Linked DNA regions of Homo sapiens: region 2 is linked to region 1. A link is a contact called in ENCODE POLR2A ChIA-PET data. All regions are on one chromosome and are shown on one strand. Each heading gives the region's core, a stretch centred on a gene start or an enhancer-like site at or near the end of the contact. The rest is flanking DNA. Distances are from core to core; before and after follow the strand shown.

Region 1 (4,756 bases), core at 1-2,500:
TACTGCTCCTATTTTTTACTTTGAGCAACTCTGATAACAACAACAAAAAAAAGTTCAGTGGGGCCAACGCGTTTCCCTCCTGGAGTTTCCCGGTTCACCTGGTGGAGCGGGTCCTCCTTGGGCTGCAATTCCCTCCTTCTTTTCAGTGTCTGCAGGAAAGGTGGTTTCACAGGGTGATCGGTGATCTGGCTTATTTGTTCCTTTGTGGGGGTAAGGGCTGGGCACCTCACTATTTCCTGTATTACCAGCTTGAATTTACATCGCGCTGTTAATGTTTAATCCTCTCCACATCGACGCGGGGTAGTAATTTGTTCCAAGTCACACAACTTATCAATGGTGGACTATTCAGGACTTAGATCCCGGATATTCAACCTCAGTAAACGTCTCCCCAGCTCCAGGGCGCTGCGTCATCTGGCTTTAAAAAAACGTTTCTGGCCGGGCGCAGTAGCTCACGCCTGTCATCCCAGCACTTTGGGAGGCCGAGGCGGGCGGATCACGAGGTCAAGAGTTCGAGACCAGCCTGGCCAACATGGTGAAACCTCGTCTCCACTAAAAATACAAAAATTAGCTGGGCGTGGTGGCGGGCGCCTGTAATCCCAGCTACTCGGGAGGCTGAGACAGGAGAATCGCTTGAACCCAGCAGGCGGGGTTGCAGTGAGCCGAGATCGCGCCGTTGCACTCCAGCCTGGGCAACAAGTAAGACTCCGTCTCAAAAAAAAAAAAAAAAAAAAAAAAGACGTTTCTCCCCATAAGGAGGCTGCAGTCACCTCGAAAAGCTTCTGCGCAGAGCCCGGCGCACGGGGAATTTCTATCGAGTGGGCACTGTCCCGTCCTACGAATGTCCTTGGCGACATCGCCACTCGCCAGCTGGGATCACGTCGCCCCCGTGGCCGGGGACACCCGCTGCCACTGACCGAGGGGGCCCCGGGAGCTGAGAGGTCGCCGCTGCGCTGCCCGCGGAGGCTGTGGGCTGCGGTTGGCGACGCCGCAGGGCTGACTTTCATCCGGGCGTCCTGCTGGAGGCCAGACCCTACCCCAACCTCGGGGTCCTCAGTGCGGGGCGCGCCTTGGGGAGGGAAGAGGCCCCGCCCATCCTAAGGACGCGCTGAGGCCACGCGGGGCCGCCGGGATACTGCGTTGCCCGGGAGACACCTGACGTGACAGGAACGCCGCCAGTCTCAGTCCGCCGTGATCCCACAGTTCCCCGGTCCCGGAAGTGCCCTGGCCTGCCGGAAGTGCCGGAGCGGCTGACAGAGCGGCTGACGGAGCCGGGCTCACCAGGTCGCTGCCGCGAGGGAGTTGCTGTGCTGGGGCCTGGGTGGCGGCTGGAGGCCTGAGTTGGGCTCGCGGCGGGGGTCGGCAGGGGGCCGGGTGGCGGAATGATGGAGGAGGAGGAACTGGAGTTCGTGGAGGAGCTGGAAGCCGTGCTGCAGCTCACGCCCGAGGTGCAGCTGGCCATCGAGCAGGTAAGCGTTCCGCCCCTCAGGAGGGGAAACGGGAGTGCGGGAGGGGAGACGGCAGCTCCGGGCGCTGGGGAGGCCGCGGCGGGTGGACGGAGGGCCGGGGGCTCGCGGCAGAAGGGAAAGTGGAGGTGGGGAGGTGGTGCGGGTGAGAAGCGGTTTCTGAATCAGAAGGAAAGGAAAGAGAACCCTTTCTAGGCTTTGATTGTCTTTGGCGAGGGCTGGGGGTTCTGGTGGTTTTGGGGAAAGGAATTGTGCGCTTAGAGAGGACGACGCTAGGAGAATGCAGGCCTTGGGTGCCATCCTCAGATTCTGGGGACTGTGGGGGCTTCATGCATTTACCAGACTCGTGCCAACGCCCCGGTTTTGCAAGCTGGCACCTCGTGAGTGGCTTGGAACTGGGGGAAGGGAATGACTTTAATTTCTGAAGCGGACGGCAGAGAAGAGAGAAAGTGTTGAAAAATGACATCGTTACCATTCTTAAAAGGTTGAGAATTCCTACCGTTGAATAGTTTGGGTGAGGTTGGAGAATACTCCCAAGGGGCCTCTTTTCCCTTCAGGAACTTTTTTTTTTTTTTTTTTTTGAGACGGATTCTCGCTCTGTCGCCCGGGCTGGAGTGCAACGGCACGATCTCGGCTCACTGCGACCTCCGCCTCCCGAGTTCAAGCGATTCTCCTGTCTCAGCCTCCTGAGTAGCTGTGATTACAGGCGCACGCCACCACACCCGGCTAATTTTTTTTTTTTTTTGGGGTAAAGACGGGGGTTTCACCGTTTTGGCCAGGATGGTCTCGAACTCCTGAGCTCAAGTAACCCGCCCGCCTTGGCCTCCCAAAGTGCTGGGATTACAGGCGTGAGCCACCACGCGCGGCCCTGCCTGCAGGAACTCTTGCCTTTGCAAGTTTATTGAGTTTTTAAGGCTAATGATATTAGAAATAGTGATTTTTTTCTTTTCTTTTTTTCTTTTTTTTTGTTTTCTGAGACGGAGTCTCGCTCTTTCGCCCAGGTTGGAGTGTAGGGGTGCCATCTCGGCTCACTGCAACCTCCGCTTCCAGGTTCAAGTGATTCTCCTGCCTCAGCCTCCTGAGTAGCTGGGACTACAGGCAACCGCTACCATGCCTAGCTAATTTTTGTATTTTTAGTAGAGACCGGGTTTCACCATGTTGGCCAGGCTGGTCTTGAACTCCTGACCTCAGGCTATCCGCCCGCCTCGGCCTCCCAAAGTGCTGGGATTACAGGTGTGAGCCACTGCACCCGGTCAGAAATAGTGATTTCTAATACTGCAGGGTATTGCTCCTGATAAACGGAGAAAATCTCCCTTAAAGGAATTGTCATGAAGTTATATGATTTAAGAAAGGGATTTATGATTGAGGAAATGGACAATTCCATTATGCCTTATTTAATGACCCCTGGGAAACTTTTTTTTTTTGAGATAGGGTCTTGCTCTGTTGTCCAGGCTGGAGTACAGTGGCATAATCGTAGCTCACTGCAGCCTCGAACTCCTGGGGCTCAAGTGATAACCCTGCCTCAGCCTCCCGAGTAGCTGGGACTACAGGTGCATTCATTGACGCTTCGATGTGTGTTTTTCCAGTAGTGGTTGGATTACTTATACAACCAACTTTGTCCTAGCCTGAGAACGCCAAACCATTGGGCAGGAAGCTTTTAGTGTTCCGGCCACACGGCTCCACCACTTACCTCCTTTTGCCAGAAAAAGACATAACATTTCTGTTGCTCTTTGGACTAGTGGGCTCTCATGGAAGAAAAGAATAATGCAGTCAGTTACTGTTTGGTTGACAGGTATCAGAAAAGCACATTTTTGCTATTTCTTTTGTTTGTTTCAACAGCTTTTGGGGTACAGGTGGTTTTTGATTACATGGATGAATTACATAGCGGTGAATTCTGACATTTTTCCTATTTTGTAAGAATAAGTTTGAGTGATAGTATAGCAGACATCTTTATGTCAAGCAGAATTCAGACATCATTATGTCAAGATGAATTCAGAATTTTTTCTTACTTTAGCACTCTGAATGAAATTCTGTAGTAGCATACTTGTAAAGAGTAGTGATGTGTGAGGAGTCAGGAAGGGTTGATAAAATGGAATCACATTTTACTCCAAGATGAAGTCCCAGAGTCATTGCATAAGGTGAAAATTGGCTGGGCTCGGTGGCTCACACCTGTAATCCCAGCACTTTGGGAGGCCAGGGCGGGTGGATCACGATGTCAGGAGTTCAAGACCAGCCTGGCCAACATGGTGAAACCCCGTCTCTCCTAAAAATACAAAAATTTAGCTGGGCATGGTGGCAGGTGCCCGTAATCTCAGCTACTCGGGAGGTTGAGGCAAAGAACTGCTTGAACCCGGGAGGCAGAGGTTGCAGTGAGCTGAGATGGTGCCACTGCCTTCCAGCCTGAGCGACAGAGTGAGACTCCATCTCGAAAAAAAAAAAAAAAAAAAAGGCGAAAGTCACTCTAGACATGAAAATCACTCTGCCCTGAAGTTCTTTAAATTGCCCATGAAGGCCGGGTGTGGAGGCTCACGCCTGTAATCCCAGCACTTTGGGAGGCCGAGGCGGGTGGATCACAAGTTCAGGAGATTGAGACCATCCTGGCCAACACGGTGAAACCCCTTCTCTACTAAAAACACAAAAAATAAGCCGGGTATGGTGGCGAGCGCCTGTAGTCCCACCTTCTCAAGAGGCTGAGACAGGAGAATGGCATGAACCTGGGAGGTGGAGCTTGTAGTGAACCAAGATCGCGCTACTGCACTCCAGCCTGGGTGACAGCGCGAGACTCCGTGTCAAAAAAAAAAAAAAAAATTGCCCATGAAGTACCACGTATGCATCTCTGATAAGTCTAGGGCTGTTAGTTTTTTTCCTCCATCATTGGAACCAGTCATTCTTTTTTCAGCTGGCTTTTGTTAGGAGCCTTGTTACATGAAAACAATTTAAAACCTAGGACAGCACTAAAACCTAGGAGTCGTGAGAGGAATACAGAAACTGAGAGCAACTTGAGGAAATAGTTTGTATCTCTTGTATCCTGCTCTCTGTGGGTTATACTTTCCCTCTGGTGAGCACGTATCATTGAGACTGTGTAAATAACCTGTGTATATGTGCATTATGGAAACAGCAATGCTGAACATTTTAAAAAGAAAACATCTTCACTTTCTTCTCATCCACCTCCTCTTGATGTGGTAGAAGGCTTCAGCTTTTCTAACAGTTGTCTTGAAGATATTTTGATTTTTTGACTCTATATTTCTTTGGAAGGCTTCTTCAGAGATGAAGTTGCTTCCCACAGTTGTAAC
Region 2 (4,756 bases), core at 987-3,486, 240 kb before region 1:
TGTGAATTCTCTGTGGAGTGATAAGTACAACTGTTGAGAGTATAGTTTGAACTTGACATAGGTTTATAAGGTTGGGCCTGGCTGGAGAATCCTAACAGGTTTATGCTGGGCGCGAGGAAGTTATAAAAATGTTTCTCCTGTTCCTTAGAGTTCGTCCTCAGGGACAGGGGGTGTGGGGCATCCGAGGTGCCTCGTCCTGCTTGTGGTGGGAGGGGGGTCATAGTCTTTTCTTTTTTTGAGACGGAGTCTCGCTCTGTCTCCCAGGCTGGAGTGCAGTGGCGCGATCTCAGCTCACTGCAACCTCCGCCTCCTGGGTTCAAGCGATTCTCCTGCCTCAGCCTCCCAAGTAGCTGGGATTACAGGCGTGAGCCACCATGCCTGGCTAATTTTTCTATTTTTGGTAGAGATGGGGTTTCACCATGTTGGCCAGGCTGGTCTCAAACTCCTGACCTCAGGTGATCCGCCCGCCTCGGCCTCCCAAGGGTCATAGTCTTCCGTTTGGACTTCAGGGAGCTACTCAGACATTCCCTGAGCTGGAGGGTTCCATGATAATGATCATCAGTCATGGCTTCTGTGGACTGAGCCCCTCACTGGATTCCAGGGACCACCTTGAAGTGGTCTTCATGGCTCTCATCTTTAACACGGGGTAGCCTAGGACCCCTCTAGGACCACCTTGTTACTGCTTTTCATGTATTATCTCATTGCGTCTTCCAGGACGGAGAAGTGGGTCCTGGCTCTGCTGGCCGTCATTCCTCCCAGAGGGATGGGCAGCAGGAACCTGTCGTCCGTGGTACCTGCCGGGTTCCAACCTTGGTCTGTCTGACTCCAGCCCCCCCACAGTGTGACCGTCCGTGGTACCTGCCGGGTTCCAACCTTGGTCTGTCTGACTCCAGCCCCCCCCACAGTGTGACCGTCCGTGGTACCTGCCGGGTTCCAACCTTGGTCTGTCTGACTCCAGCCCCCCCACAGTGTGACCGTCCGTGGTACCTGCCGGGTTCCAACCTTGGTCTGTCTGACCCCAGCCCCCCCACAGTGTGACCGTCCGTGGTACCTGCCGGGTTCCAACCTTGGTCTCTCTGACTCCAGCCCCCCCACAGTGTGACCGTCCGTGGTACCTGCCGGGTTCCAACCTTGGTCTGTCTGACCCCAGCCCCCCCACAGTGTGACCGTCCGTGGTACCTGCCGGGTTCCAACCTTGGTCTGTCTGACCCCAGCCCCCCCACAGTGTGACCGTCCGTGGTACCTGCCGGGTTCCAACCTTGGTCTGTCTGACCCCAGCCCCCCCACAGTGTGACCGTCCGTGGTACCTGCCGGGTTCCAACCTTGGTCTGTCTGACCCCAGCCCCCCCACAGTGTGACCGTCCGTGGTACCTGCCGGGTTCCAACCTTGGTCTGTCTGACCCCAGCCCCCCCACAGTGTGACCGTCCGTGGTACCTGCCGGGTTCCAACCTTGGTCTCTCTGACCCCAGCCCCCCCACAGTGTGACCTGAATTTTCTGCAACCTCCTGTGGCCTTGTCCTGGCAGGAGGTGGGTAACTGTCATGAGTTTCTCAGACCACAAAAACCACAACCACCACCGCCCCCCACAAAAACGGAAACGCCCCTTCTTTCAGCGCTGGCCATGAGGGAGCGGTGGTGATGGATGGCTGACCGTGGAGAATTCTGCATTCCAGGGGACTGAGGTCAGGGCAGGCGGGAGCTGCGTGGCCCTGGTTTCCAGGACTCAGGCTCTGGTGCATTCTCGGGGAGGCTGAGCTCCCCTTCCCGGGTGCCCTCCGTCTACTGAGTGTGCCGAGCTCATTGCTTTCCTGCCTCCCGTCCTCTCTGCCCCTGTGGCTCTCCCAGGGAAATACCCACGGGACCCCAGGTGAAGGTTCCTGCTGCCCGCCCCTCTGGGGCTGGCCCTGCTGGGAGGAATGCCGGCCCCCACCCCCAGCCCTGCCCAGACTCATGCCTGAGGTTTTACTGCTTTCATTCACTTCCATACATGGAAGTGGGGCTTGCCCGCCTCTGCCAGAGAGCGCCTGGATCAGGAGGTTTGTCTCCACACAGCTGACAGACCCTCCCGCCCCCAACCCCCGCCCCCGCCCCCAGCTCGCATTTTTAAAATGTATTGATTGAGAAAGACCCTGGCTTTAACCACATCATGTCTGCAAAAAGAGAGCGTGAGCATCTCAACAGAGAGATCAGGCTGCAGAATTACCCTCTGGTCCCTCGTGCGATCGTTGCAACACTGGCCTCCACCTGGGGGTGTGTTAGAAAGTTCTAAAGAGAAGCTGTTCAGTCTTTTTTTTTTTTTTCGAGATGGAGTCTCACTCTGTCACTCAGGTTGGAGTGCAGTGGTGTGATCTCAACTCACTGCAACCTCTGTCTCCCGGGTTCAAGCAATTCTCGTGCCTCAGCCTCCCAAGTAGCTGGGCTTACAGGCGCCCGCTACCACGCCCAGCTTTTTTTTTTTTTTTTTTTTTTTTTTTTAAGTAGAGACAGGGTTTCACCATGTTGGCCAGGCTGGTTTCGAACTTCTAACCTCAAAAGATCTGCCAGCCTCGGCCTCCCAAAGTGCTGGGATTACAGGCGTGAGCCACCGTGCCCGGCCGGAAGTGCTTTTTATAATGCGGAGTACTAGGGTTCTACCCGGTTTTTTCTGATTTTGTTTCATAAGCGATTGAGGATTGGACCTTGTACTAGTTAGACTTCCAGAAAGTCAAGAGTTGACAGCAGTAGCTCCTAAAGTAGATTTGGGGAGGAATGTGTCTTTCTTACGGAGGTGTCTTTACTGGCTTGGTGTGTCATTTGTTGGTCTTCTTTGTGCCAAACACTTCGCCATTTCGTCCGACTCTTTCCCCTGCTAACATCTTGGGAACAGTGTTGCGTGTCCCACTGGGTTGTCTCTGTGGTCCTGCTCACGTCCGTCCACTCGGTGGCATCCTCTGAGCCTCCTTATAGTGGAATGTGAGTTATTTTGAAGCCGTAATTCAAGATTGTAAAATTCTAGAAGCACATGCCGAGCTCTGGCTTTGCTTTTGGGGAACGGACGGGGGATGAAATGACTGTGCTGGCCTGGCCGTTTGCACCCCACCCACCCCTGAACACCAGATATAGAAAGTTCTAGAAGCACATGCTGAGCTTTGGTTTTGCTTTTGGGGAATCGACAGGGGATGAAATGACTGTGCTGGCCCGGCCGTTTGCACCCCACACACCCCTGAAAACCAGATATAGTTCCCTGCCTTGGATAAGATCTTAAAAATAAAACCAAGCCTTCGGATCCTTTCTCGTTGGGATTTATTTTAAGCTTGAAATAGCAAACCCTAAAGTTCTTCATCTCTGTACCCACTCCCTTCCCCCACCGAATCCCTTTCTTGTATAAAAAGATTCTGAAATTCTTCCTTGATTCTTTCCTGCCTGGAGGGGAAAGGGGCGAACAGGCACCAGCTTTACTGCTGCAGTCCGTGATGTTGATCTGAATTCCTTCTCCTGCTCTTTTTCTAGTTAAAAAGATTCCCTGCTGTGACCCATGGATGTGTATTCACAGGGCACCGAATTTGTAAGGTGGATGGAACTGCCTTCAGAGTTAAGGGGCTTCTTTTAAGCAATCTTTTTTTCCTTTTTAAAAAAGTGATTTCTTAAGCATCAGGCTGTCTTCAGCCTACTAATTGTTTTGGCTCCAAGGAGGACCAGGACCTGGGGCTAATTGCTTCTGGCATTGACCGTTAGCCCCCGAGAAGCTGCTGGCCAAATGACTGTTACCAGAAGGTGCCCAGGCAGATGCTGGGGCTGAACAATGCATGGCGTCTTCCCACCCCAGCCCCCACTGCTCCAGGCTGAGCCCAGTGGCTCTCCAGGGTCTCAGAGGTCCTCACGTGGCTGCCCCTTTCCAGACTGAGGCAGGGAGGTGGGTCCTAACAGAGGAGGCCCGCGGGGAGAGGAGGAGGCAGCAGGGAGAGGAGGAGGCAGGGGGGAGAGGAGGAGGCCACGGGGAGAGGAGGAGGCAACGGGGAGAGGAGGAGGCAGGGGGGAGAGGAGGAGGCCGCGGGGAGAGGAGGAGGCAGGGGGGAGAGGAGGAGGCCGCGGGGAGAGGAGGAGGCAGCGGGGAGAGGAGGAGGCAGGGGGGAGAGGAGGAGGCCGCGGGGAGAGGAGGAGGCAGGGGGGAGAGGAGGAGGCAGCGGGGAGAGGAGGAGGCCGCGGGGAGAGGAGGAGGCAGCGGGGAGAGGAGGAGGCAGGGGGGAGAGGAGGAGGCCACGGGGAGAGGAGGAGGCCGCGGGGAGAGGAGGAGGCAGCGGGGAGAGGAGGAGGCAGGGGGGAGAGGAGGAGGCCGCGGGGAGAGGAGGAGGCCGCGGGGAGAGGAGGAGGCAGCGGGGAGAGGAGGAGGCAGGGGGGAGAGGAGGAGGCCGCGGGGAGAGGAGGAGGCCGCGGGGAGAGGAGGAGGCAGCGGGGAGAGGAGGAGGCAGGGGGGAGAGGAGGAGGCCGCGGGGAGAGGAGGAGGCCGCGGGGAGAGGAGGAGGCAGCGGGGAGAGGAGGAGGCAGGGGGGAGAGGAGGAGGCCACGGGGAGAGGAGGAGGCCGGGGGGAGAGGAGGAGGCCGCGGGGAGAGGAGGAGGCAGGGGGAGAGGAGGAGGCAGGGGGGAGAGGAGGAGCCCGGGGGGAGAGGAGGAGCCCGGGGGGAGAGGAGGAGCCCGCGGGGAGAGGAGGAGGCAGGGGGGAGAGGAGGAGGCAGGGGGGAGAGGAGGAGGCAGGGGGGAGAGGAGGAGGCAGGGGG

Evidence for each region. ChIA-PET counts read pairs that join two places held with the same protein, here RNA polymerase II (POLR2A).
Region 2: POLR2A ChIA-PET joins it to region 1 with 19 read pairs in Caco-2. The contact joins the enhancer-like site here to the promoter of VPS53 in region 1. POLR2A ChIA-PET finds 5 or more read pairs at or near these places in 3 of 52 experiments (Caco-2, IMR-90 and OCI-LY7).

Annotation. Positions count from the first base shown.
Region 1 is chr17:711,333-716,088 of GRCh38, reverse strand. It overlaps VPS53 (VPS53 subunit of GARP complex), which reads left to right and starts at 1,250. Exons shown (of 22, transcript NM_001128159.3): 1 at 1,250-1,466. The coding sequence starts at 1,380. RefSeq lists an enhancer at 709-778.
Region 2 is chr17:948,896-953,651 of GRCh38, reverse strand. All of the region lies in intron 1 of NXN (nucleoredoxin), which reads left to right. Among named protein-coding and RNA genes, the nearest start is that of NXN, 29 kb to the left of the region's middle. RefSeq lists an enhancer at 2,992-3,884. Within about 2 kb of position 2,236, at least 15 of the 41 ENCODE cell types and tissues checked have a DNase peak (open chromatin) inside an H3K27ac peak, as active enhancers do; they include IMR-90, where a contact is called at or near this core.